Regions from separate parts of the Homo sapiens genome. Here region 2 is linked to region 1. Evidence: chromatin contacts called from ENCODE Hi-C or POLR2A ChIA-PET data. All regions are on one chromosome and are shown on one strand. Each heading gives the region's core, a stretch centred on a gene start or an enhancer-like site at or near the end of the contact. The rest is flanking DNA. Distances are from core to core; before and after follow the strand shown. Region 1 holds the start of KLHL5 (kelch like family member 5). Region 2 overlaps TMEM156 (transmembrane protein 156).

Region 1 (4,678 bases), core at 901-3,400:
AAGAAAATACAAACAATGAACCACATTAGCTCAATTGATCTCCAAATTAAATTAGTGGCTTCTATTCCCTTAAGATAATGCCAAGTCATGAACTAATTAAAAAAAATTTAAATTAAATACACTATTTACCTACATACAGATATTCCCCTCTCTCCATTACACAGAAGATGACAGATGACTAGAGTAAACATTTTTTATCCTTCCAAGTCCACATTCTTAAGGTTAGAAGAGGAAAAGGTGGTAAATATCCTCAAGTAAGAGACACTTAAATATATAAATTCATTTTGTCTCAATCCATATGACACCTACATCATTAATAACCAACTTACAAATTACAAGTGTTATCAAAAGCTGCACAGAAATTTTAAGAGAAAAATATAATAATCAAATTAGACAAATGATAAGCTATTTGTGCCTTTAAATATTTAGAAATATTTTCGAATGAAGATTAATCAGAAAGATGACTTTCATGCTCTAAGTTGTTATATAATCTTATTGTAGTTTAAACTGATGAATAAGAAAATCCATTTCAAAGATAAAGGCAGATTCCAAGATAAAGGTAGATAAAGTCACTATGAAATTACCTATTTTTTTCCTTATTTTCTTTCTTCTAACTGATTTCCCCTTCTTCCTGTCCCCTTTTCACCAGATAATCACATCTAGCCCCTCTACATTCCCTTAAACTCTCCTGGAGGAATGTCCTTCATTTCCCTAAATAGCACACATTTCAGTGAAAGTGAAGGTAACAGGAATTAGTAGCTGTCATCTTAGAGACATGTTACTTAGTATTCTCTATATTAGTCTGGAGAGCTGTAACACAGACAGGACAAAGAGAAATAACCATAAGAAAAATATTATTGACAACTACAATTGTGTCAAAAAATTGGTGACTATAATGTGCATCTCTTTGCAAAACCTTTCCTTTTCATTAAATTAAAAAATGACTCTATCATCTGTTATAAACTAAAATGTCACATAAAATTTCATACTATAGAAATATCTTCTATAGTTTTGATATGAATATAGAAGGTTAATGAATGAAGCAAACCACAGGCAATGATACATGAAATTGCTACTATATATTATTTTCAAAGCTGAGCCAGATCTATATATAGAACACAAGATATTTCAAAATGAATGCTATTTGTTGTCTTTGTAATTTTACAGACTATTAGAACATTAAAAAAACCCTAGCAGAAGTATCACATGTTCATACCAAGATATTATATATATGTATGCAGATGTACATATATAATCAGATTTTAAATAATAAATACTAAATTATTTAAAAACATTATAGAGCCATACCCCCACACCCCTTTTCTAACAGTAAGAAAATAATCAACCTGCATGAACTGGAATCAGATTCATTTTCTTCTTCACTAGTGCCATCATCCACTTCTGGTCTATCCAGCCAATGTGCACCGCCACAATCTTCTGCTGTAAACTCAAATGCAGGGACTTCAGAGGTGGATGCCATTGGCCAAGAAGGTGAATTCTGAAAATCCAGTTGGCTGGACCTTCGGTAACCAATTGAAGCCAAAGGCAATTGTAGGCTACATGGATCTAAAAACTTTCTCCCACCGTTTGCTCCAGTCTGTCCTCGGTTCCAAAATTCTCCCTGCTGGCTGTCAACTGTAGAATTAGGAGATGATGCTTGATGACCAAACCACCTCCATCTGATTTTCAAAATCTGTTTCACATCAAACTCTTTACGAGAACCAGACATCCTCAGAGAAACCAAGTGATCGTCTAGGCAACGGGCAAAAAGCACTGCACACAGATTTGTGCATCCAACCAAGACAAGAGAAGTATATGCCCTGCTGTACACAACAAAAATATGTAAAGGAAAATAAATCACATTCATATATATATCTACAATTACTTTTATGCCAATATATCAGATTTTAAAGAACAAAGGATAATGAATAAAGATGAAACACGGTGGAACATTCCGTTCAATCAGAGCAAACTCTCATCCACCTATCCTGAAGCAGCTAGACCACTTTCCCGGCTCTCCTTTCCCATACTGACCATTAGGTCTCACAAACACTGACAGCATTCATTAAAGTCCTTTCAAATGCAGAACACCACCCCCTTTTTCTTAAACCACAAATGACAGAGACAGAAAACACTATCCCCGTTGCAGTATCTCAGTCTCTGCTGCTTAGTATATTAACTCTTTCATTGCTGAAACAATAAATGTATTCTATAGCATTTCCCTTTGTACTTAAAAATAATCACTTTAAAACTAAAATGTTTCTATTTCTAAACTAAGTCCCTAAGTGAAATACCACAAAACAAGTTTTTAAAAAAGCATTTGTAAAATTAGATGAGTTATGGTGATTTTCCAGGTGTGCTCTTTGGATGGGGAATGAGGAGGAAAGCGGAGTACAAAGGTGGGGCTCCAGACTATTGCCTTCACCTCTATCTTCTCCCTTCAGAAAACAAATGGATCTAATTAATACAGTAAGATCCTGGGTAAGATTTCACTTGGATAAAGAATAATGAGGAGAATAAAAAGTTTGAAAACTACAAAGGATCAAAATGTAACAAATACTCTTTTTCAAATAAACTGAGGCCAGGATTTCTCTATAAGTAGAAATGGGCCACTGCCAGTTAGTGTAACATCCAAATTTCTATGACATTACTTAGGAAAAGGAAAAGTGCGGCTCAAAAAAGCTACCAGGGACTGGGATAGGACTATTGGGTGTACAAGTGCCCTAATGGTGCCCTCTGTTGTTAGCAAAACAAACAATGGTTTGAACATGGTTACAGTTAAGGCAAATTGATAAAGCAAATACAAATAAACTCAAAAATACTGAGTAGTTATTGTGAACAATGCAATCTACTAGGCATTGTCAGGGACACAGAGATATATATATCTTGGTTCCTAACCCCCAAAATAATTAAATCTAGCTATTGAACCAAATACAAAATATTTGATAAGGTAAAATAAGAAACATTAAAATGCTGCAATATTAAAGTGTGATCTATCAATGCAGAATTTGAGTTTTCAGGGTGCTCAGTATTTACTCCTTTATCAACTAATTCCATACAAAAGGCAATGCCTATCTAAGCTGACCAAAAAACAAAAACAAAAACTACTTTGGAGGCTTACAAAAATATTGTGAGGTGTCTATCTTAATACAAATTATTCAGAGAAACAAGAATGAGAAGCATAAAAAGCCAAGTATGATTTCATGCTAAATAATACGGGAAAAACCATACAAACTGTAAGAAAGAAAGGAGATATCAGGATGGCAATGGAGTGGTATGGGCCAGTTTCATTAGGGAGAAGGCTGCTAAGAATAGTAAAACATTGTTTAGGTAGAATGATAGATTTCTACAGAAAAAGATTCTAATAAAAGCATGAAGTGGGCATATCTACAAGGAAGAAGTGGGAAATAATCAGTTTGATCAGCCAGCCATACCAAATTAATTTTAAGGTGTAGTAAGAGATAAAGTTAGATGAATACGATGAGATAAAATGCCTTGAGCAAGCAGCAAAGACATTATTGAATGGACTGTTGAACAGGACAATGTTTTAGGAAATTAACTTGGCAGTACTGTGCAGGACGCATTAGAGAGTGAAATGACACTTTCCCCTCTCCTCTCACCTTTGTCAGACTCCTTCTGATCAACATCCTTCTAACTTCACTCTAGCTATCCAACTTTATTTCTAACCATTTTCCAACATAGACACACCACTTCATTGGTCAAGGCAGTCTACATTATGGTGTTCCCTCTTTTATAACACTGTTTGCCTCCCAGAGAAACTCTGGTTTAAAAAACACACTTCATCCTTCAAGATTTAGCTCAGGCACTATCATCTTTGTAAACACTTCAGTTACTCTAAGTAGCTGGTTCTCAACAAGGGAAGCATCAACCTGCTCCTAAAGGCTTCTGGAAAATAGGTGGTGGTGGTGGTGGTGGTGGTAGATTTTTAGTTGTTGGAATGACCAGAGTGCTATAGGCATTGAGTGTGCAGGGGCCAGAGACAGCAAACATCTGGCAATGAAAAATGATACCTTTATTTTGCCAATCCTCCTCCACTCATTCCCATGGTAATCATTGCTGACGCCAAGCTTGGTACATATAGCCTTTCACACCTCTCTCCATGTTTATAAATCATGGACAAACTTATATACACATATATAAGAGATTTGCTATTGTTATACAAGAGATCATATTGTATTCATCTTTTAGCATTTTGCTCTTCTCACCTAATTTTATATATACATGGAAATATAAATTAATAATCTTTTTAAGAGTTACATGATATTTCATTACTGTAAAAAAACCAATTTATTAAACTATCTCCCTGCTAATGGGCATTCAGGTTGATTTCAGGTTTTTGGGTTTTTGCCATTAAAATAATGTTGAAAGAAACATCCTTGTGAGGCTTTTATATCTACAGAATTTATTGCCAGGAGTGGACTTGCTGGGTTGAAGGTATGTGCATTTTATTTTGTTTTATTTTAAGACAGAATCTAACTCTGTCACCCAGGCAAGAGTACAGTGGTGTGATCTTGGCTCACTACAGGCTCCATCTCCTGGGTTCACGCAATTCTTATGCCTCAGCCTCCTGAGTAGTTGGGACTACAGGCACACACCACCATGTCCAGCTAATTTTTTATGTTTTTACTAGAGACAGGGTTTCTGGAGTGCAGTGGCG
Region 2 (4,678 bases), core at 2,179-4,678, 77 kb after region 1:
GGTATATTTTAGTTCTATTAGTTTTTATATTTTTGATCATCCTCACTATCCGCAAAATACTTGAAGGCCAGAGAAGAGTGCAAAAGTGGCAGAGTAAGTATAATCCCTGTAGTGCCGAGGAACTCCTGATCTCTTCTATGGATTTCATTTCCTTTTTAGTACAATTTAGCATTTCTTGTGCACCTACTGTGAATAAGTGGTGATTCTTGGTAACTCAAGGAATAAAAACGTAGATAAAACACAGTTCCAGCATGCAAGGAGCTTCATTCATCTTTCTTCTACTCGGGCAAGTAAGAGAAGAAGAAAGACTGGGTGAATAGGAAGAAGCTGATGAGCTGGACATTGAGCAGGGCTTAGCGGAAGTGAGGGCAGAGAGAGAGAGAAGAACAGGAAGTGGGGATAAAGAATTTCAGGCCGAGCGCGGTGACTCATGCCTGTAATCCCAGCACCTTGGGAGGCTGAGGCAGGCGGATCACCTGAGGTCAGGAGATTGAGACCAGCAGACCAGCCTGGCCAACATGGTGAAAGCCCGTCTCTACTAAAAATACAAAAATTAGCCAGGCATGGTGGCGCAAGCCTATAATCTCAGCTACTTGGGAGGCTGAGGCACAAGAATCACTTGAGCCCAGGATGTGGAGGTTGCAGTGAGCTGAGATCGCGCCACTGCACTCCAGCCTGGGCAATGGAGCAAGACTCAGTCACAAAAACAAGAATTTCAGAGTTGGAGATCTTGAGCAGAGTGGCTGTAGGTGACGGGTGTGAGGCAGAGTCGATCTTTAATAAGCATGGGGGTATCAGATTTTTGGCAGGGCTGAGCTAAAGGAAATTAGAAATTAGGAATCAGGACAGTAGGAGCAACGTTAAAAATATTTAATAACTCGTATGACCTAGGCACCCACCTATCAGGATGGACATTGATTGTAAATTACTGGTATGATGCTACCGGTGTGTACCCATGCAAATACTGGCTCTACTGGCATGTCCCCAGTGCATAAAATGGATGACTATCAGGCCCAATGGACAATTCATAATATGAGTAGCTAGTCTCTTAAAGACAGTGCAAGATGTATTACTATAAGAATAGGCACTAAAAATAAATAGATTTATGTTAGAGTCCTAGTACTACCACTTACTAGCTATGTGACATTAAGCAAGTTATTTAAATTATGTGAGCATCCCTTACATCCTCTGTAAAACAAGCATAATCACCACTACCACACAGGGTTGAGGTAAGGAAATACAGAGATTACTTACAAAGTTTACCACAGTGTCTAGTGCATAATTAGTTTTCATTAAAGGACAGTAGTATTGTGGTGGTTGTATGATTTCCCAAGACTCTTTCCTTCTTTACCAGGCAAGGCTGTGTTAGCCATTTCAGTAGGCAGAACAAGTGGTTGCCTCCAGGTTTCAGTAAAGTTGCAATTCATTCTTTTGACTAGGTATTTGTTGCAGATATTTTTGAGAGCAGTTTCATATCAAGTGTTATCATTGATACCTTAGTAATAAAGCCCTTTGTGCAGTGGTTAATAACATAATCAATACTGTTTATTTGTAGAATAACCATTTTCAGAGCATTTTCACTAGATTCTTAAACTGTGTAAACAGGATATATGCTATTTTTATTTTGTAGATAAAAATCCCCTGAGACTTAGAGAGGTTAAGTGTTTATCCAAAGCTGCACAGCTAGTAAAATGTCAGAACTAAGATGTAGGGTATTTAGTTTTGAAAATTCTATTATTTAAAGTAAATGTGTGTTATTTATAAATAGTGTATAGTTCTGAGTTTCTTGACCCATTTTCCCATATGAAAAGCTATAAGCAAAGAGAGATAGAAGTGAGCTAGAAAAAATGTCTAGAAGGAGACCAGTAGTGGGGAGTCAAATTAAATTCTTACAAATATCTGCCCAAATGACAGACTTAGTGATTTTCAAAGGCTTGCAAATCCAAGCATACAAAGTAATAAAAAATGTCACACTACTTAGCACATTAAATGTTATTGAATATTAAACATACATTGAATATTCTTCACATCATATCTATGTATATAATAAGATAAAAATATACTTTTCTGTGTATAAGAGCTGTCGCTTTCCTTTTTTTTTTTTTTTTTTTTTTTTTTTTTTTTTTTTTTTTTTTTGAGATGGAGTCTCACTCTTTCGTCCAGGCTGGAGTGCAGTGGCATGATCTCGGCTCACTGCAACCTCCACCTCCTGGGTTCAAGCGATTCTTTTGCCTCAGCCTCCTGAGTAGCTGGGACTACAGGCATGCACCACCACGCCCAGCTAATTTTTGTATTTTTTAGTAGAGATGGGGTTTCACCATATTGGCCAGGCTGGGTTCGAACTCCTGACTTCGTGATCTCCCTGCCTCAGCCTCCCAAAGTGCTGGGATTACAGGCGTGAACCACCGTGCCTGGCCATGAATGGCTCCATTCTTTTTGGTAATCCTTTGAACCAACATGGGGAATATATGTTAACAATGCGCTTGTTTATCATCTAAATACTTCATTTCTTTTCTGGGAATAGGTCATAGAGACAAACCTACATCTGTTCTCTTAAGAGGAAGTGATTCGGAGAAACTGAGAGCATTGAATGTGCAGGTTCTTTCAGGTAAGTTCTGTGGCATGTAAACAAAACAGCACTCAGGAAATTCCAAAGCTGCATGGTTTCACTACACAGTAAACTCAAGATCTGAGATCTGAGCTTATGTAAATTAGCCTTGTATCTGGAATAACAGAGCTGTGGGCAAATGAAATCCAGTTTAATATGTCTTATTATCAGGGGACAGTAGCAATCTAAACTATCTCCTTAAATAATGGAAAGTTTGCTTAATTGGCAAGAAGAAATTCATGTGAGTAGGCAGAGGAGAGAAAGCAATAGGGATAAGACTTAGATTTATTTTTAAATGAGACAAGATACCATTATTCCCCAGAATTGCAAGAAGTAATTGCAGAGTGGGCATGGCTTTCGCTGGAGCCTTCCCTTAGCAGAGGGTGTCATTGTGTAAAGAGAACTTCTAATAGCCCCAATTAAAAAGCCCCCTGTCCTCTCCTGAGAAACAGAAATGGAATAAGGGAATTCTAATTAGAGCAGTGATGGGGGCTGTTAGCACAGATGTTGTGGTTCAATCCCTTTCTTCTAATTGTGAAGCCTCCTTTTGGATTCAAGCTGTCAAATCACGTTAAAAAGAGAAAGAGAGAGAATGTGACATGGACGAAGCCCTCTTCTTTAGCAGAGAGAAATAATATCCTTGACCGTGAAAACCACAGAATTATGAGTGCTGTTACCAAAGCTCCTTGTACACAGCCAGCGAGTAGGTGCCTTCGTACTTTGTGAGAAGTTAGAAAAAAAAGGAAGCTTCAAGTCTGGCATGTAAACAGTTTTCAAAAATGGGAGGATGCCGAGCAAACCTCCAGTCCCCCACCCTACAGCTGCATCAGTAGCGACATAGAGATTTGCACCGCATTTCACTGGGGACTTTGTTCACTGGGGGCTTTTGTTAGCCATTTAAATTAGCAGATACACGGAACCCTAGCTTGAGTGCACCTAAGGAGCTCAAATATTTTAAAAATTTAGGCTTTCTACCCAGCATTAGCAGTGAAAGTATTAAGCTATGACTGATAATAAGCATTAGCTAAATAATCATTTGACACCAGTTAAATGTGGGGTAAGTTGGTGGAAATTTTGTCCAGTCAATGAAAATCTTATTTGATTAATAAATTAAAAGCTATAACGTTGTTTTCAATGGCAAAATTAATTTTTAAAAGGCAAAAATGGCATTTTTCCCTGGGCTCCCCTCTTACTCAGTACATGTGTCCAAATATGAGGACAGTTTTAACACAGTTCTGTGGGGCTTTTTGGTCACCTTAGGAATTCTGGTCGTTTCTGTTTTCAAGTCGTAATTTTGAGCACTGCTGTCTTGTCTGAGAAAAAGTCTATAGTTCCCCCGTCAACCCATATAGTCGAGGGAATCACAAATTTTAAGTACTAGCTAACCACAAGACTAACCTCGCAAAGTTGTATTTATGAGCCTGTGACTTTCATCCACCAAAGAAACCTGTCTTAGCCATCCTTTCCCTTTCATAGCTCTCACTAAAAATCCTCTGGCTTTATTACCAGGTATATAATATTAATGTTTAGTGTAGGTCAAGGGGTGATGGCCTTTTTAAAACCAAGAACCCTTTTGAGGCTTAGCGTCTTAAAGAGAGAAAGAGGCAGACTCTTTCTTATTTATATTCCTTTAACCTAAATGCAATCTTTTCCTTCCCTATTATGAGTTGCTTTTCTGACAGAGAAAGGGAAAGGAAATCATGTCTCCCTTGAGTGCAGTTTTTAAGGCCTCTCTTTGTAGTGATGGATTATAGGCAGCAGTGAGAATGTACGGGAAAAATGTGTCAGCATGGTTCTCTGGAGATGCAGTAACACGGGTAGAAAAAAAAAATGTAGTTCAAAGCGGTGGTGACTGTGTCACATTCAGCAGAAGCAGCTTGTTGTCAACACTAGCCACACATTCCAGGATGTCTCTCCATTTGTTCATGCATTTAAAAGTGAGTATTGTTCAACACACACACACACACACACACACACACACACACAGAGAGAGAGAGAGAGACAGAGAGAAAGAGAGAGAGAGAGAGATAAATGGGCTCGTACCTCCAAAAGAAGCTTATTCATCCTACA

The links. A loop is a pair of places that touch in the nucleus more often than their neighbours do. ChIA-PET counts read pairs that join two places held with the same protein, here RNA polymerase II (POLR2A). Pooled maps may share reads with other maps.
Region 2: a loop to region 1 is called in a pooled map, with 2.3 times the contacts of the local background. The contact joins the enhancer-like site here to the promoter of KLHL5 in region 1. A Hi-C loop is called at or near these places in 2 of 168 maps with a recorded cell type or tissue (CD8-positive, alpha-beta T cell and endothelial cell of hepatic sinusoid) and 2 of 50 pooled maps. POLR2A ChIA-PET finds 5 or more read pairs at or near these places in 6 of 52 experiments (CD4-positive, alpha-beta T cell, Panc1, T-cell and 3 more).

The regions. Positions count from the first base shown.
Region 1 is chr4:39,059,704-39,064,381 of GRCh38, reverse strand. It overlaps KLHL5 (kelch like family member 5), which reads right to left and starts at 2,150. Exons shown (of 11, transcript NM_015990.5): 1 at 1,347-2,150. The coding sequence starts at 1,729.
Region 2 is chr4:38,984,266-38,988,943 of GRCh38, reverse strand. TMEM156 (transmembrane protein 156) reads left to right here. Exons shown (of 7, transcript NM_024943.3): 4 at 1-93; 5 at 2,525-2,608. Among named protein-coding and RNA genes, the nearest start is that of TMEM156, 46 kb to the left of the region's middle. RefSeq lists an enhancer at 166-665. Within about 2 kb of position 3,428, at least 2 of the 41 ENCODE cell types and tissues checked have a DNase peak (open chromatin) inside an H3K27ac peak, as active enhancers do.